Linked DNA regions of Mus musculus: region 2 is linked to region 1. Evidence: chromatin loops called from intact Hi-C (ENCODE). Cell type or tissue: heart. All regions are shown on one strand. Each heading gives the region's core, and the rest is flanking DNA. Links, peaks and the distances in the headings are about the cores only. Region 1 has its middle 12 kb from the start of Fabp6. Region 2 overlaps C1qtnf2 (C1q and tumor necrosis factor related protein 2).

The links. Hi-C counts contacts between places; a loop is a spot of excess contacts. Peaks named below come from ENCODE experiments on the same cell type or tissue, not always from the same donor. Only the 100,000 strongest peaks of a DNase experiment are listed, where the experiment ranks them.
Region 2: it touches region 1 in a loop (5-fold over the local background); 17 of 42 quality-filtered maps call a loop at or near these places.

The regions. Positions count from the first base shown.
Region 1 is chr11:43,608,788-43,618,287 of GRCm38, forward strand. It overlaps the pseudogene Gm12149. Among named protein-coding and RNA genes, the nearest start is that of Fabp6, 12 kb to the left of the region's middle. In heart, for the core only: a CTCF peak has its summit at 4,504 (motif pointing left); a DNase peak (open chromatin) is centred at 4,474; H3K27ac peaks cover 1,549 bases.
Region 2 is chr11:43,487,643-43,497,142 of GRCm38, forward strand. C1qtnf2 (C1q and tumor necrosis factor related protein 2) reads left to right here. Exons shown (of 4, transcript NM_026979.5): 4 at 3,082-3,883. The coding sequence ends at 3,695. Among named protein-coding and RNA genes, the nearest start is that of C1qtnf2, 18 kb to the left of the region's middle. In heart, for the core only: CTCF peaks have their summits at 6,542 (motif pointing right) and 7,575; DNase peaks (open chromatin) are centred at 5,239, 6,519 and 8,139; H3K27ac peaks cover 298 bases.

The sequences.
Region 1 (9,500 bases), core at 480-8,479:
GATTGGACATGCAGATAATGCCAAGAAGTGGCCTGGAAACTCCTATATTCCTCTTTCTTTGGGGTACCTGAAGGTCAGTGTGTTTTAAAGTCATCCAGAAGGCCCTATCCCCATAGGCTACACATCCCACCCCCCTGTCTGCTACTTTAGGCCTAGATCTCTATCTAACATTGGGAGAGATGCTTTCGTATTTGAAATGCTGTTCCAGGCTGAAAGGTGATGCATAGCACAGTCCACAGAGCAGTCAGAGATAGCTTATCTCATCTAATCATCAGATTACATCATTTGCTATCAATGAGCCCCTTTGACAGATAAGGAGGTTGAGGTTCACAGAGGTGAGGCAACTGACTTCCAGAACCCATACCCACTGATTCTCTTTGCAGCTTACTTCTCGTTTCTTGCCAACTATGATTGTGTGTGTGTGTGTGTGTGTGTGTGTCTCATAGTTCCACATGAGCCCTTTCTAATAGTTTATCCAGGTGTTTTTCTTGCACTGTATATTGTATATTTTTCAATTGCTATAACAAAATACCAGAGGCTAGGTAACTTAAAAAGAAAGGAAATGTACTTTGCTCATAATTTTATATGCTGAAACTTCAAATGGTATACCAAGTCTTACAAAGGCTCCCTGATTACATTATGTAATGGCTAATAGCCCGGGAGTACTTTTGGGAGACAGAGAGTTCTCATGTAGGTATGGGGTAGTCCTGATTTAGGCATGGTAGTTCATGCCTGTAATCTCAGTGCTTGGGAGGCTCAAACAGGAGCATTGCTAAGAGTTTCAGACCACTCTGGACTACATAACAATGCCTATTTCTGAGGGCTGGGTTTTGATAGCCCACTTGATAGAGAGCTTGCCTGGCATTCAGTAAAGCCCTGGATGCAGGGTAGTGCAAGCTTAAAACCTGAGTGCTGACAAGGTGCAGGCAGGAGGTTCACGAGTTCTAGGTCATCCTTGACCACAAGGGCCAGCCTGGAGAATATATAACACGAGTCTCAAAAACATTCTGAATAATTCTAAAAGATCAAGAATTTGATAAGGGTGTAGCTGGACAGTCAGATGGCACCCCATGGGTTTGATGAGTAGCAGCTGGGCTGGCTCCACTCAGGTGCCCAGCATACCAGTGCTCCTCAGTGTGGCTCCCCTCTCTCTTCATGTGACTAGCTGGGGCTTCCTTCCAACATGGCAGCACCGGGCTAACTGGACTCATTCACAGATGACCCCCTCTCAGTCCTCTTTAAGCATGGGTGCAGAAATGTCAGAGCATTGCTTCCACAAACCCTCAAGAGGAGGAGAATAGATTATTTTTTTCTTATTGGCAGATGGTAGGGAATATACTAGACTCACTGGCGGCTACCTTTGGCAACTGCCACTGTGGGAAATTGTACTGAACATCAGGGTGGCTGTCTGGGCACACCATGTGTCTGAAAGTGTGCGCTCAACGGGAGATGTCTATGTGGGTGTTGTATGTGAGTGTGCACTTGTTTGTTTAGCAGACAGGCCTGTTTGGGCATGAGTGAAGAACTGTGTCTGCCTCTACACATAAGGAGATGCACACATACAGGTCTCTCTGTTGTCCTGAGCTAGAGGCTATAGCATGAAGAGAAAGGAAATGTATGCAAGCTTAGTAAAGGAAGTTCACGGGGCTGACCCTCATTAGCAGAGTCTTTCTTGGCTAGGATCCCTGAGAGCAAGTCTTAGACGATGTAACGAACTAATCATTACGAGGATCTTGCCCTTCACTGGGAGGCCTTGGGTCCCCAGCCAAGCGGAAGATCCTGCCCTTGTCACACCCATCAGAAACACCATTCGAGCAGGAAAGAAGATGTCCGTATCACTTTCATTCCAGGCCTAGCAGCCAGTGGGAAAGCTTTGCAGCTATTACCCCCTTCCTGCCCCCATTCTTCCCCACCCACGATGCTGTAAAACTCCTTACCCCCATCTCCCCTCTCAGAGCAGGAAGTCAGAGCTCAAGGATGCTAGCAGGGTGAGGCCTCCTGCCTGGGAAAGGCTTCTTCACGTTCACCACCATGTGTTCTGGAATAAGGAAATACAGTGGTACCGGGTGTGGTCCCGCAGGACCGGTCCTCCAAGTGCTCAGGAGGTTGAGTGGAAGTGGCACAGGTTTGAAGCCTACTTGGCCAACAGAATGAAAATGTGCCTAAAACTAGGAAGGAGAGGCCAAAAGACAATACACTTAACACCAAGCCTGAGTTCAATGCCCAGGTCCCACATGGTGGAGAGGACAGACTCCCATAAGTTATCCTCTGACCTCATGCATGTATACATGCATGCGTGTACACACACACACACACACACACACACACACACACACACACACTTCAAATGTTTTTTTTTAATTTTAAAAAAAATTAAAAGGGAGAAAAAGATGGTTCAGTAGTTAAGACCACTTGTTCTTGCAAAGGACTCAGGTTCCATCCCAGCACCCAGATGGTGCACAGCTCTCTGTAACTCCAGTTTTAGGTGACCCAATGCCCTCTTCTGACCTTCCAGGGCACCAAGCACACATACGATGCAGATGCGTACATGTGGAGGTAAAACATTCATAAACAAAATAAAAATGATGAAATCTAATTTTTAAAATTGTTTTTAATTAAAAGAGGATTGGGAAGAAGATAAATGTGAGAGTGAGACGAGAAGATGGAGAAAATAAAAATAAAAGAAAAAGAAAGAAAGCCAGGCATGAATGTGGTGGTGTACGCTTATAATCACAGCACTTGGGAGGCTAAGGCAGGAGGATCGAGTTAAGTTCAAGGCCATCCTGGGCTATGTAGTGTGTTCTTTTATGGGGGGGGGGGAGAGGGAGGGGAGGGGAGGGGAGGGGAGGGGAGGGGGAGGGGAGGAAGGGAGGACAAGGGAGGGAAGGGGAAGGGAGGGAAAAAAGTGATACAATGGTCATTGGGGGCAGGGGAGATTTGATCCTGGTGAGGAGAAAAAGGGGATTTATCTTCATTTCTGAGACAGGGTCTCTTGTAGCCAGGCTAGCCTCGAACTTTCTGTGTAGCCAAGGTTGGCCCTGTTCCACCTCCTTAATACTAGGGTTGTAGGAGTGCACCACCATGCCTGACTTTGAGTATTCTGTTATGTGAGTAAAATGGTAGCTGGAAAGGTCACTGTTTTATTTCTATCTCTGAGAGTCTGTCTGTAGGCTCAATCCCCTCAGACAGAACAACTAGGTCAGAGGTCACTAGCAGAGCTTCTCTGTGAGGGTTCCACCAGTGCGCCCCTTACCCCTACCTCAACAGTGTTTGAAACCATCTCTTCCTTCCTACCACCCGAGCTGCAAGTGGGGAGACATTAGCATGGTCAGAAGGTTTTTGTTGTTGTTGTTTTTAGAGACAGGGTTTCTCTGTATAGCCCTGGCTGTCCTGGAACTCACTTTGTAGACCAGGCTGGTCTCGAACTCAGAAATCTGCCTGCCTCTGCCTCTGCCTCCCGAGTGCCCTTCATTGTTTAAGGCTTTTCTGACTAACGCGTTGGTGGACGTCATCTTCTTTAGAGAGTTTGCTAAGCTTTTGGATTCGGCTAGCTCTTCTGTTCCCCAACCGCAGAGGCACAGCAGTATCTGTCAGTCTGGGAACATTGCTCTCTCCTCTCTTATATAACCAAGTTGAGGATGCTCAGGTTGACATTAATAATGTATCCCAGACAGACTTGTGCTTCTCTAGGACGTCCCAGAGAAGTCTATGGCACAAAGACAGATAATGTCCCTAAGGAACTAAGGACGGGAGTTCCTGTGGCTTTGCCTGGCACAGAGACCGCTCCCCAAAGAAGAGACCAGAGTGCACATCCTGTTTCCAGTGCTCTCTACCCAAAAGAGTTTCTGCCTGAGAGTCAAAAGATAGGGGTATGGTTCCAGTTCTACCTTAGCTGGTCATGGGCCTATAGACTAACCCCAGGCACAGGTATAAGCATTCACAGCCCTAATACATCATGCTCAGAGGTTAAGAGACCTGTCCAGGCTCATTTAACAGCAGTATTTGAACCTGTTTAGCACCACGTTTCCACTTTGGGCTGGAGCCTTAGTTTATCCTTCAGTGAGATAAAGCAGCCTTATTTTCCCTCATCTTCTGTCTCGGAAAGAGAGATGTTGGGTCGGTGCTCAGTCAGACAGCCAAGTGGCTGTGGGTAGGGTTGTGGAGCCCCAGGGTTAAGTGGAGCAAGTCTCCCTTTCCGTTTCCCCTAGGCAGGCCTCCCAGGAAGCATCACTGTCCTTCTGGCTTAAGGGAAATTGTTATGCTGTGAGCACTCAAGTGAGCAGGTCGATTCCATGTCTGTCTTTCTGTGTCACACTGGCACGGATCCCAGGATGGGGCCAACCTATATGTGCTGACAGAGACTGAGGAGAAGGGCTGAGGGTAAAGTAGAAGAGGAAAACCCTGGAGAGAGGAGAGACAGAGGAAGAAAGGCCTCAGAAACAAAGACAGCACGCCTCCCAGGCAGCTGGCAGCCCTGGAGACAGATACTGTGAGTTGGAGCGCCCCCTAGTGATCACCTTCATATAACCTGACCAGGGAGATTCAGGATAAGAGTACCAGGCACTAGCCCAGAAAAGCCAGCCTCGTAATAGCAACAACCGGATCCCCACAAAAGAGCCACGGAGATGGCTGCAAAGAGGAAAGTGCTCTTCTAAGTATCACGTGGAAAGTGTAAAGAGTCCCCAAGCATCTTCAGCCCGGACATGCTTCTCTTTTGCCTCAAAGACTTCTTGCCTCCTCCACACACATACCACTGTCTTCATCACTTGACTGTGACCAGGTCACACACACCACAGAGCAAGACATGCCAATATTGCCAATGGCATGCAGAGCCAACACACCAAAGATCTCTGGAGACCACCGAGGAAGTCCTTGTTCATTTGTCTACTCAATAAACACATGTTAAGTGTCTAATGTGTGTGCCAAACTGTAGGCCCTTATGGGTACAGCAAAGATAGGCCACAGCTAGGTTATAGAGATAGGGAGGGGCCACCCTGGGCTATGCAGAAACTTCCTGTCAGACCTTGTCCAAACGGAAGGATGAGGAAGGAGCCAGTATGTCGGTATTAACCAGTAACCCTAGAACACAGGAGGAATCAGTAGTTCACGGTTGACCTTGGCTCTATACTGAGTTTGAGGCCTTACTGGGCTAAATGAAACTCCCCCAAAAGAAAGTGGTGATGTGTCCCTGTAACCCAGCATTTATGAGACAGAGGCAGAACGATTAGTTCTGCTAAATTTGGCCATATAACAAGAGCCAGATCATGAAATAAAAAGGCTGGGAATGGCCTCAGTGGGTAGATAACTTACCCAGCATGCCCAGGGCCAAGCCTGGGTCCCCAGTAAGAAGGAGGAGTGTATAATGGGTGGTGTACTGATACTTGAAAACGTCATTTTCAGACAGGGAGGGAAAGAGGGAAGAAGCTGGTCTGACACGGCATGTCTGTGTAGACGCCATGTGATGTGTAGTGGATGCAGAGTGAGGATAAGCAGGGGGGTTCAGGCAAAGGTTCAGCTTGCGCAGAAGCTGGGGCAGCGGGAGCGTAGCGTTCCGCGTGCATAGGTGGAGGCAAAGCCTGTGTGGCTAGAGCGTGGTGGCCAAAGGAAAATGAGATTAGCTACAGTGACAGGAGGGTAGACTGCGTGGACAGGGCAGCTGAGACCAGGTCGGTCCTCAGACAGCTTTGATCACGGGGATATCATTCCTAGATTTATACAGACTGGTTGATTTATTGACTGACTCGGGGTTTCACGTAAGGCCCCGGTTGGCCTGGAACTCACTATGTAGCAGGCTGACCTTGAACTTCAGGACAGTCTTGCCTGTGTTTCCCAAGGACTGGTTTTCAAGGCCCGAGTCACCACGTTTGACTGAAGCCCAGGTTGAACTTGTACTCACTATGTAGGTCTCCAGGTCTGATTATTTAGTTGTTATGGTTTTGTTTCACTTTTTGTTTGTTTTAGTTTTTTCAAAACAGCATTTCTCTGTGTAGCTGTGGCTGCTCTGCAGCTTCCTTTGTAGCTCAGGCTGGCCTCAAACTCGGAGATCCGCTGCCTCTGCCTCCCTGCTGAAATAAAGGCCTGTACCACCACCACCTGGCTTTGTTACTCTTTTTTTTTTTTTAAGATTTATTTATTTATTATCTATAAGTACACTGTAGCTGTCTTCATACACACCAGAAGAGGGCATCAGATCTCATCACAGATGATTGTGAGCCACCATGTGGTTGCTGGGATTTGAACTCAGGACCTCTGGAAGAACAGTCAGTGCTCTTAACAGCTGAGGCATCTCTCCAGCCCCTTTGTTACTCTTAAAAAACTTATTTGTTACTTGTTTTTGGCTGTACTTAAACTTAGAAGTAGAAACTTTTAGTGAGATACATTGCATCTCTTGGCAGTCTGTGCCTAGTGTTTTCCTTTGGCTTCCTTCATTCTCTTGGCCAAAAGCTTAGCATATTCTACAGCTGCCTCCTCCTCCTCCTCTTCCTCGTTTTTCTCAGTGTGTCATTCCTTCCGTGGAGTAATAGACCAGTACTTGTGTTACAGAATAGGTAGCGTGACAAAACACTGAACTATGAGTGCTTTGGTCCTGGGCTTCTTCACTTCTTTGTTTAAGGGCTTTCTGATTAACATATTGAGGACGTCATCATCTATCTATCTATCTATCTATCTATCTATCTATCTATCTATCTATCTAATGTATGAGTGTTCTGCTGCACGCATATCCACAGGCCAGAAGAGGGCATCAGATCCCCTTTAAGATGGTTGTAAGCCACCATGTGGTTGCTGGGAATTGAACTCCGGACCTCTGGAAGAGCAGCCAATGCTCTTAACCAATCACTAAGCCATCTCACCTGCCCAAGGACGTCATCTTCTTTAGAGAGATTAAAAAGCTGCTGGATTCTACTAACTCTTTTGCTCCCCAGCCACTGAGGCACAGTATTTATCTGCCAGTCTGGGAACATCCTTCTCTCCTCTTTTATATAACCAAGTTGAGAACACTCAGACTGACATCTGTAATGTATCCAAAGACAGCTCGCCTTGGTCTATAACAACAATGCCCTGACTGAACAGAAGGGGCATTCTTCATAGGTCAAAACACCTTACTTCATGAGAAAACCTTATTTGCTGTTCCCACCACTAGTTCAGATCACATAACCTTTCCCTTTGTCTTAGTTAGGGTTTTGCTGCTGTGAACAGACACCATGACCGAGGCAGCTCTTATAAGGACAACATTTAATTGAAGCTGGCTTACAGGGTTTAGAGGTTCAATCCATTATCATCAAGGTGGGAGCATTGGCAGTGCTCTGGCAGGCACGGTACAGAAAGAGCTGAGAGTTCTACATTTTGTTCTGAAGGCAAACAGGAAAAGACTGGCTTCCAGGAAGCTAGGATAAGGGTCTTAAAGCCCAGGCCCACAGTAGCACACTTCCTCCAACAAGGCCACACACCTCCTAATAGTACCATTCCCTGGGCCAAGCATATACAAACCACCACACCACTCTTGACCCCGAGTATCAGCAGCTTCTCCTGTAGCCATGCCCTCAGTACAAAGCTGTTGTTCGTCCACTTGGCAGCTGGTATCACCTTAACACAGCGGATCACGTAGGAGGTGCCACGTAGGAGGTGCCACGAAAACCAGCGGATTTTCATGTTTAACAGGTTCTTCATCTACTTTGTGGAGAATAAAGGCTATAATGAGTGAGTATAGAAGCAGGAAAACCAGCAAGGCTCTGTGATCAGGAATCAAAGAATTTTTTTTAAAGGAACAAATTTACTTTGGTTTACCATTGGATTAGATACAGTCTGTCATGGCGGGAAGGCCTGGCAACAAGACCTTGAGGGTAAGACAACTGGTTACATTGTGTTTGGAGAGATGAATACTGATGCTCCCTAAAGAATTTAAAAAGCAAGGTGGACAGGTGTGGGGAAAGAAAAGGATGGGAGAAACGCCAGAGCTCGGACACTGGAGACTGCCACACACTCTCCACACCGCCACCACCGGATGGTCATCTGGCTGTGGGAAGTCCTCGGGGTTGGAGAGGGAGCAGTCCAGGGTGAGGCCTCACAGAGTCCAGGGATGACAGGTTCTAGCTCTTGGGCATTGCAGGATGTCGCTGGACACCCAGGAAGAGCTGAGAACAGGTGCCCCCACACACACACGGGGTGGCAGTGGCCCTGGCCAAAAGGAAAAAAGGGGGTTGGGGGAAGGCACTTGGTAGTTCCCTTGAGGGGGAGAGCCCTTGGTGTGGTTTGGTGGCTGTAAACCCTGGGAAGGCCTTCCTGTGAGAGATTAGATGAGGCTCTTTAGGGGAAGGCCTATTCAACTGGCTAGCATGGCAAGTCTAGATGAAAAGAGGCAATCGGTGGTTTTAGAGCTTTATTGTAGAAAACAAGAGAGAGAGAAAAGGTAGAGAAGTAGAGGCTGGCCATGGCCACATGGAGAGAGAGGAGAAGGGAGAGAGAGAAGGAGAGCAAGAGGTGAAAGTGAGAGAACAAGAGCTTAAGAGAAAGAGAGGAGGAGCCAAGCAGCCCCTTTTATAGTGGGCTGGGCTACCTTGTTGTTGCCGGGTAACTGTGGGGCGGAGCATACCTGGCTATTGCCAGGTGACTGTGGGGGATGGAGTTCAGACAGCCTACGTGACTGATGGCCACAGAATTATGGAGCTGGGGGCCTCATGGTGTCAGGAGCCTATGTCTGGGAGCATGGCAAACGGGCCTTCCATCCCTAGCAGATTAATCTGTTGGGTCTCTGGGGTTTAAACCTAGCTCAACCAGAAAACAGGCTGCCTTTCACGATCCCACAGACAGGACCACCAGGGGAGCGTCTGGATGCATGAGAGCATCTGAACACAGAGGAGCATCCAGAACCCGGGGAGAAGCACAGAATAGGCGAGGTGCTTTCCATTCCTCCTCCCGGCTGGGTGGGGAGTTCACTCGGCATCTCTCAGGTTGATGAGAGGAGGAGGAAGGGCCCAAGACTCTGGCAGGAGGGAATGAAGGCCCACAGTCTTTCATGTGTTCAGAACATGGAGACCCAGGGCCCTTAGGATGCTCTCCCTTTGTCTGCAACCCCTCTCCCCACCTCCACTCTCCTTTTTCCTCTTTCTATCCTTCCCTCTGCAGCTCCTTTCCCTTCCTTCCCTTCCCTTCTCCCCTCCCCAACCCTACCCCAGAGGCAGGCCTTATCTGGAGGAAGGCAGCTGGAGGAACTACAGTTTCTGTGAAGCTGTCTGAAGCTCTCTGCCTTCCACATTCCTCATGGCTTACTGCAGAACTCCTCCCCAAATCCACAGTTCACAATGGGAGACCAATTTGTCTCCCCGGGACCTCTGGCAATTTCTGGAAATATCTGTAGCTGTCATATTGAGAAGCAATAGATCTGGCACGGAATGGGGTTATGGGCATCATGCCTGCACTGGGTGGGACCCCGGGGACATAGAACGTCAACAATATTGAGGCTGAGACCCAGCCCCGGGCTCTGCTGTCACAGCTGGCAGGGG
Region 2 (9,500 bases), core at 821-8,820, 120 kb before region 1:
AGTTCATTCCAAATATAATCAAGTTGACAACCAGGAATAACCACTACACTCACCCTAACTGAACTTAGATTTACTGAATTTAGACTGACTCCAAACCCATGGTCTTTCCTATGGCAGGCACAAAGCCAACTCCTCCAGATGTACCCCTTCCTAGGGGAAGACCTCTGACAGCATTGGAAATGCTTGAACCCGAGGAGGTCCTGCGGGGTGGTAGGCACTAGATGTCACTATCCCACATTCTTTGACCCTGTGACATATTCTGGTCAAGCAGGGCCTTGCCAGAGCCTTCCTGGGGATTTATTTGCCTGTGGATCCCATGGGAGATGGTCTCTGGGTCAACCACTTTCCTTGATCAGGAACAAGAGGGGAACAGGTCTGGGATTCTTTGAGTTATCTCTCCTGCCAGAGGTCAAGTGACAACTAAAGAAGGCAGTGTGCAGAGGTAGAAATGGAGCAGTGTGGTGTGTGTAACCCAATCAACTCCAGGTCACCTAGCAACAGGAGCAGGATGAGATCTAGCCACGCCCCCAACCAACAAATGTAAACCCATCTCTAGAAAGGTTTCCAGAAGGAGAGTCAGTGTTTCTCCTGAAGCCTTTCAGGTGGTAACAAAGAAGGAAGCAGACCACCCAGCCGGAGGTAGAAGCTCCTACCCTTTCCTAACTGTATTGCACCAAAATCCTTTCTCCCCAAATTACTTTTCTTATGGTGTTGTCCTAGCAATAGAAACCTTACTAAGACACCAAGGCAACTCTTAACAAAGAAAGCACTGGGCTGGGCAGTGGTGGCGCACGCCTTTAAGCAGAGGCAGGAGGATTTCTGAGTTTGAGGCCAGCCTGGTCTACAAAGTGAGTTCCAGGACAGCCAGGGCTATACAGAGAAGCCTTGTCTCGAAAAATCAAAACAAAACAAAAACAAAAGACAAAATAAAATAAAGCATTGAAGTGGGGGCTTGATGGCAGTTTTAGAGTCTTAGTCCATTATGAGAAAGAGAGAGAGAGAGAGAGAGAGAGAGAGAGAGAGAGAGAGAAAGAGAGGCTGGGAGTGAGCTTTTGAAACCTCAAAGCCCATCCCTAGTGACACGCCTCCTAGCCCCTTAGTCTATGGGGGCCATTCTCATTCAAACCACCACATTCCACTCTGTGGCCCCCACAGGTTTGGAGCCATATCCTAACACAAAATGCATTCAGTCCAACTTCAACAGTCCCCATCGTCTATCAGTCTTAAAACTGTTTAAAAGTCCAAAGTCTCTTGTGAGACTCAAGGCCATCTCTTGTAACCTTGCAACCCCTGTAAAATCAAAATTTAAAAAAGCGGCCCACAGACTTCCAATATACAAGGCACACGGAATATACATGACTATTCCAAATGGGAGGACAGGGGGGTTAGTGAGGAAATGCTGGGCCCAAGCGAGACTGAAAACCAGAAACCAGCAGAACAAACTTCAAGTTCCGCATCTCTATGTCTGATTATTAAAGAGCTCTTTGGAACTTGAACTTCTTCCAGCTTTGTTGACTGCAACAGTTGCAAACAGAGGATGGGTCAGATAGTCCAAAATGACCATCTGCATGGTGGGAAAGCGGAGAACTCAGCGGCTGCTCAGTCCACGAGGCGGGCCACCTCAGCAATCCCAATCTGATGGCGGCTGTGGCAACAGCCTTTCCCAAAGATAGATCTCTTTGTATCTGGGACACCGTCAGAAGGTGCTGTCCATTCTAGGACACCTTCTTCCTCATTCAGTTAATCCTTCCCTCACAGGCCTGCCCAGAGGCGCGTCTCCTGGCTGATTCCTCTCCAATCAAATTGACAACCAAGATTAGCCGTCACATAGTGAAATGCCAACATACTACATACTTAACAGAAACAAAGTGCCTTGTCAAGGCATAACATTCCTAAAATGTCTCCCTATCCTCCACATCGTTGCCCTGTGTCTGCCAATCTCAGATGTTCACGAGTACCAGCATCTCTCAGAAACAAGGCCTTCGATGGGCAATTGGCATGACTTTGCATGCAACCCTGCCATTCAGACCAAGCATGGCTATGTTAAGATAGAGCACAAGCCCCCTCCCATGTGTGTGGTTCACACCAGAATCCCAGCATTCGGGGGTAAGGAAGGGGTCAGCAGGCTATAGCCAGCCTTGGTTTTGTAGTGTGTTCACACCAGCCCTAGGCTACATGAGACTGTTGTTGTTAAAGGATCATAAGTATAAATGTTTCCAATACAACCATTGGCACAAAGATGCTGTTCGTAGGAAAGTGTGTATTTTATGAAAACTCCGTATTAAAAACCACAAAGTGGTTCCTGAGCAAACATCTAGGGATGGTCTGCAGGATCTGCCAACCGATGTTTAACATTGAGACGGTGTGTGCCCAGCACTGTCCTGTGCACTGAAGAACACAGGAATCAATAGCATTGGTGTTTCCTTGACACCTGGAAGTTTCTGGCACCTGCTGCTGTTTCCCTTCAGTGTGCACCATAGCTGTCTTTGTGAAACATGAGAATCCACCTCCTTCTTTTTGTTTTCCTTGAGACAGAGTCTCACATAGTCCAGGCTGGCCTCAAACTCACTGTGAAGCCAAGATGATCTTGGACTCCTGATCCCTACACCCCTGCCCCCAAACACACACACACACACACACACACACACACACACACAGAGAGAGAGAGAGAGAGAGAGAGAGAGAGAGAGAGAGAGACAGAGAGAGAGAGAGAGAGAGAGAGAGAGAGAGAGAGAGAGAGAGAGAGAGAGAGTACTAGGGCTGCATTAGGATTGCTGGAGTTTGTCACCATGTCCAGTTTTCTACTGTGATGGGGATTGGACCCAGGAGTTCACACATACTAAGCAAACACTCTACCAACCGAGCTGCATCCCCAGCCCAGTGAATTGCCCCTCTGCTCTGATTCCCAGCGCTACTAAACACATCAAAACCCTGGTTTTTCCAGAAAAGACCAAGAGGAGAAGTGCCTCGGGCTGTGTTACCAGCACCTTCCACGTGCTCCACAGCCTTCTCCTCTCTCCACCCCAGGGCTCTGCCGGGTTCTTACACGTCCCTTATAAAACCAACTATTCTGTGTTCCAGGTCCACCTGGCAGGACAGGCAACCGTGGAAAACAAGGACCAAAGGGCAAAGCTGGGGCCATTGGCAGAGCTGGCCCTCGAGGACCCAAGGGGGTCAGTGGTACCCCCGGGAAGCATGGCACACCGGGCAAGAAGGGACCTAAGGGCAAAAAAGGGGAGCCTGGCCTCCCAGGCCCCTGCAGCTGCGGCAGTAGCCGAGCCAAGTCGGCCTTTTCCGTGGCGGTAACCAAGAGCTACCCACGCGAGCGACTGCCTATCAAGTTTGACAAGATTCTGATGAACGAGGGTGGCCACTACAACGCGTCCAGTGGCAAGTTCGTCTGCAGCGTGCCGGGGATCTATTACTTTACCTATGACATTACGCTGGCCAACAAACACCTGGCCATCGGCCTGGTGCACAATGGTCAGTACCGCATTCGGACTTTTGATGCCAACACGGGCAACCACGACGTGGCCTCGGGCTCCACCATCCTAGCTCTCAAGGAGGGTGATGAAGTCTGGCTGCAGATCTTCTACTCAGAGCAGAATGGCCTCTTCTACGACCCTTACTGGACCGACAGCCTGTTCACCGGCTTCCTCATCTACGCTGACCAAGGAGACCCCAACGAGGTATAGACAAGCCGGGGTTGAGCCTTGAGGTAGGGACTAAGAGTCTGCGTGGGTGCCTGGAGGAAGATCCCTCGACTGGGGCTGTGGACTGACAATCTTGGGATCTTTTATTCCCAGGCAGGCCTCCTCTATTGCTGCTTAAAAAAGAAATCATTAAATCCAAGCTATTGATTCATCTATTTCTCTGTCCATCACCAATGGTCTTAGTATCTGTTGAGTAACCAGCACTGGGCTATACTCCATGAGGTACATACACCAGTGGGAAGACAGAGTGCCTATCCTCCCGGAAATACAATTCACAAATAAAGAGCAAATTATATAAATGGCCATAGGGACATAGCTGACATGTTTATTTAATATAGAGTTCATCTCTTAAGTCTACTTGCATGCAGACATACATTTTACGTGGAAAACATGGATTTTGACTTACATGTGTACCCTGTACCACTACATAGATGGGGGTGGGGGGACAACTACCACTCTTCCGACCCCTGCTCCCACCCCCATACCCCACCCTCCACCCCCATCTCTCATAGCTCTCTGAGATTCCTTCAACCAGGACACAGCTACTCCTCTGCTTCCGTTGGGATTGCGTTTAAAACACAATAAGTTTTAAAATATTGCTCAGTTAAAGATACATTCAAAAGTGAGCATTGGGGCCCAGCCACATGGCACACAGAAGAGCAATTGTTCACCCTGACAGGTTGCCTACTGTCACTGTTGCAAAAGCCAATGTCCTACACAGGGACAGTGAGGGGAAAGATCAAAATTCCAGGCAGTTCCTGCTGAACGTGTGTTATATTTATACCTTCCAAAGTCAAAAATCCGTAGGTCAAAGAATTGTAAATCAGAGCCCATGAGTGCACAGAGGAGCTGGGCTCTGAAGCAGGACACAGGGCAACAGGAGAACCTGAAAGGAATGTTCTTCGAGCAAAATGACCTGGTCGCCGGTACAAATGCCCTCTCTACACAGGGAAGAGCTGGGTGCTCTTTAGGAACTGACTGAAGCCAGAAGAATTGGGCAGTTAAGAAGAAGAGACTTGAGACTTGTGAGGGTGGAAGATCACAAAGACCCTCATAATCATGTTCCTTCCTATTAGAAAGCTGCTTTAGCTTCTGCCTGTAACTCCAGCATTCTGCTGGCTGAGGCAGGAGGATTGCATTGAGTTCAAAGCCAGTCTGGGCTAAGGGTGAAACTTTCTCAAGAAAAAAGAAAAAGAGTATTAATTTACCAGTATGCAGAGGGAGTATGACATTACAATGGGGTAATCCTGAGCCTCCTCAGAATGTAAGCGCTGTTCATCAAGGACCCAGGCTTTTTATTATTATTTGCTGGCCCACTGCTCGGTCGGTGATGAAGAGCAGGGTTTCACTGCGTGCCTGGTGGCAGGAATGAATAGCACTGAGATGAGTCTACCCTGGTCAGGTGTTTTCAGAATACAGGGCTAAAGAAGCCTCCATGCCAGAATGCGGTAAGCCCATGATCAACGCTTAGAGATTTTCCTATCTGATAGGGTCAAACATTCAAGCAGCTTGCGCTCACTGCCCCCTGGTGGATACTCATGGAACAACAGGTAGGGCATGGGCTGGTCCTGGGAAGCGTGGGCCCAGTGCTAACAAAATAAGGTTTATTTAATCATTCTCACTGAGTCCACCACAAATGCAATGGGGTGGGTAAGTGTCTAGAAACCAGGCAGTACTCTGTGGCCCAAACAGATCAACAGGTGGGCAGGGGTTCTGCCCGGGGTCCCCGCAGAAGGGTCAGCCTCTGAGATGGACTGGCACCTTCATTTGTAAACAGTTTTTTCTTTTCCTTTCTCTAAAAAAAAAATTTTTTTTAAACCAGGCATGATGATGAGAATCCCAGCACTCAGGAGGCAGAGGCAGGTGAATCTCTGTGAGTTGGAGGATAGCCTGATCTACATAACAAATGCCAGGCTAGCTAGGGCTACATGGTAAGACCCTCGTTCCTAGTCCTGTCTGTGGCTTCTTGAATGCCTTGAGAAGCTGGGCCTGTTTGCGGTCTTCCCTTTATGTAGGTACTGAAGAAGACCTAGAACTTGGTGAGCCTTTAATCCAAAGGCTCTCTCTCCTTCAATACACTCTTTGAAAAGCAGCTTCCCGCCTCACGGTTTTCGAGACAGGGTTTCTCTGTGCAGTCCTGCTGTCCTGGAACTTGCTCTGTCAACTGGGCTGGCCTGGAACTCAAAGAAGTCCGCCTGCTGGGATTAAGGCCTGTGCCACCAGACCCCAGTTCAGTGCATTCTTTGAAGGGCAGCTACCCCCTTCTGAAGCAGCCTGGAGAACCCCACCTCTGATCATGACAGTGCAGAGAGCTTCCAGCCCACACTGACAGACAGACCTTAGGTCTCCCCTGGCAAGTGCGTGTTGTACTCCGTTTACATAAGGGCTTTTCCTCTGCAGGTTGATGATCAAAATTATGGCAGGGGAGAAGTCTGACACCCATCTCAGACACAAATTTTAAAAGATGACCAAAGACTCAATAATATATACAGATAATATTTTAATAGAGAATGTTAGTAAATCAAGATTAATACAAAAACAAAGAGCAAAAGTCAAAGTTGGGATTGACAGGGCTGGAATTAGGGTGAGGTAAAGGAGAGACAGTGCGGGGGTGGGGGCGAGTCGGTTCTACAAGTACAGAATGCATCAAAGTTACATTGGAGGCTTGACAACCACCCCCCCAGCCTCCCCAGCTCCCCAGCCCCCCAGCCCCAACCCACTCTCTCCTATCCCCACCCCACTCTTCACCCCCACCATAATAGGAAGAAACGGCTTCCGGGCTGCATGTAATTCTTACTTGTGCCACTAGAGGGAGCACACCTACCGCACAAACCTCCAATAAGCCACAGGGGGCTGGAAAAACCAGCAGGCCTCTGCAGCAGACAGTTTCCTAGCCTCAGAGCCCAAGACAAAAGGGAGAGTCTCAGGCCAGGGTTCTAGGGTGGCTGTGATCTTGTGCTGGGAAAAAAGAAAAAGAAAGAAAAGGAATAAAATCAGTCTCACCTTTTCCAGACATCTGCACTTGGGACAGAGTTTTGAGCTCCCTGTTTGTGTCAGAGACCAGCCTGAGATGGGGCAGGAGTACCAGCTCTTGTTAAGCAAGAACGGGGTCCAGTCCTGAGTGTCTTGGGGTCCCCTGTGTGGTTTGGGTGATAACGTTTGTGACTTCAGCAAAATGAACGGCTGGGCCAGAAGATCTCAGGACCAATGTAGGCATCAAATGTTGATCTCTCTCTCTCTTCAAAGCAGTCAGGAAAGGACGACAACACACGCACAATGAGTAGCATTGCTGAGGGAATCAGCCAGCGTCTAAATCTCCACACTCAGGCCTCTGCTTCTACTGAAGACGTGTGTGTGTGTGTGTGTGTGTGTGTGTGTGTGTGTGTGTGTGTACACGCATGCACACACTGAGGCCAGAGAAAAATAGCGGGTGTCCTGATTTACCATTTCTCATCTTATTCCCTTGAGTCCGAATCTGTCACTGAACTTGGATCTCTGCTGATGACTGACAATCCCCAGCAATCCTCCTGTCTCTGTCCCCAATAGAACTAGAGTGACAGACTTGTGTTCATGCATGCCAGGCTTGTATGTGAGTTTGGGGAAAATCTGTATTTAGGGCCTTTTCTGCCCCTAACCTGCTTTTCTGGCCAATGCTTTTACACACTGAGCCATCTTCCCACCCCTCAGTGAAGACTTCTGTTATAACAAATCACTGTCAAATCTCCTGAGCTACACTAGAAATGGCGGCAACGTTTACTGAACACTGGCAGCAGGCCGCCTTTGATGTGTGCGGACTGCTCCACAGTTCACACTATTGTCAGCAGCTTCCAAGACCACCAACCTCACTTCATAGACACGGGGAAGCAGAGACCACAGATAGGGGGCCCCTGTGAGCAGGTCTGTCTACCCCATGCTTCCCAGCGGGAGGAGCCTGATAAACCAGAACTGTCTAGGCTTTGACAAGTTTCTGAGTAGGATAGAGTTGGTTCCGAGGGGGTCTCAGGTCAGACCTTTGAAGCCATTTGGTACCACAACCTACCCAGGCTTTCAGAGCAGTGGCTCGCCTCTCCTTGGGACCCTCTGATTCCATAGTCTGAGAGTCACAGACCCAGCTCCTTGCACATGGGTCTGATGACAGGAGACCCTACGTTAGTGTAGCTCCCTCACTCTTCAAGAGCTATACCCTTTCCCTGCTGTAGAAACAGAAGCCTAAAAAGAACTTTCCAGAAAAGGCCACAGATAGCTCAGGGAAAATGCCACACCCTCCCCCACCCCACATTTAAGACATTCTTCATCTACTTCCTAATTTTTTCCCCTCACATTAGTGCTAATTTAAAGACAAGATCAGAGCTGATGCCGTCATCACCACAGCCAGCTTCTTGTGTCTGCCTCACACAGAATCTTCCCGCTGAGGCTGGCAACCCTCCAGCATGGTTTCCTAGGGTGAGTCATTTACTACACAAGCAGAGCTGCACATGGAGGTCTCTGAGATCAAAGACTAAGGCATTCACCCAGAGAGCGGGCCATCTTCTCAGCTGACCCACCATCCCTTGGCTAAGCCCTGTGGGCAAATGGCTTTCAGGGCTTCTGAAGAGTAGCCCCTAAATGGCTGCTAGACTTGGCCAAGTTTGCATTCAACAAATATTTACTGAATTGCATCTATGTGCCAAGCTTCACCTTAGGCACGGGGGACCCTGAGGTGAGCTTAGGACTGGATACAGGAGACAGACATCGGGAAAATAGTCACACAAATACAAGCAAGATGTCCACACGAATGGCAATAAGAGGCTTTGTCTGACAAGGTGTAGGGCACACTTTACTGGTAGTCACAACGGAGCTGGGGGGAAGTGGGAGTGAGGCAGAGGGTCCAGGGATAAAAGGCATTTGTTGCAGAGTAGGGTTTTTTTTTTTTACATGCAAAAGCCCTGTGGGAGACAAAGTGTGGAAGGAATCAAAGACCCCACCTCTCTCCTCAGGGTGGAGCAAGATGAAGCACACCATCAGCTGAGCTCCACTTCAAAGGCTGAGATGGCAAATGGAAGGCACACACCTTGACCCTGAGAGTAGCAGAAACCATAGAATGAGTTTAAGTGGGCAAGCGGTGTATGCCACCCACCTGACTGCATGCAGATGCGGCGGTTTGTATATGCTACTCAGGGAGTGGCACTATTAGAAGGTGTGGCCCTGCTGGAGTAGGTGTGGCCCTGTTGGAGCAGGTGTGTCACTCTGGGTGTGGGCTTTAAGACCCTCATCCTAACTGCCTGGAAGCCAGTATTCTGCTAGCAGCCTTCAGATAAAGATGTAGAACTCTCAGCTCCTCCTGCACCATGCCTGCCTAGATGCTGCCATGTTCCTGCCTTGATGACAATGAACTGAACCTCTGAACCTGTAAGCCAGCCTCATTTAAATGTTGATCTTTATAAGAGTTGCCTTGGTCATGATGTCTGTTCACAGCAGTAAAACCCTAACTAAGACAGTGGGTTTGGAGGTCACTCCTGTGGTTTTAAGAACAGTTCAACCTAGCCTGAGGCAAGGCCGTCTACCAGAGTGCTCAGCCTTAAGAAGCCAGAACAATCAAAGCAGGTACTGACAGAAGTTCTCCATAGCTCAGCCTTGCGCATGAGCTTTCACAGATTAAAACACTTGCCCTTGAGAATGACATATAAGTGTATTCTATGATGCACTTTGATGGATGAGGACAGAGAGTCAGGAAATTGGTAGAGGTCACCCAGTAGAGAAGCAGCAGAACGGCCAGCCCAGTCCAAGTCAGTCTAACCCCAGAGCCAG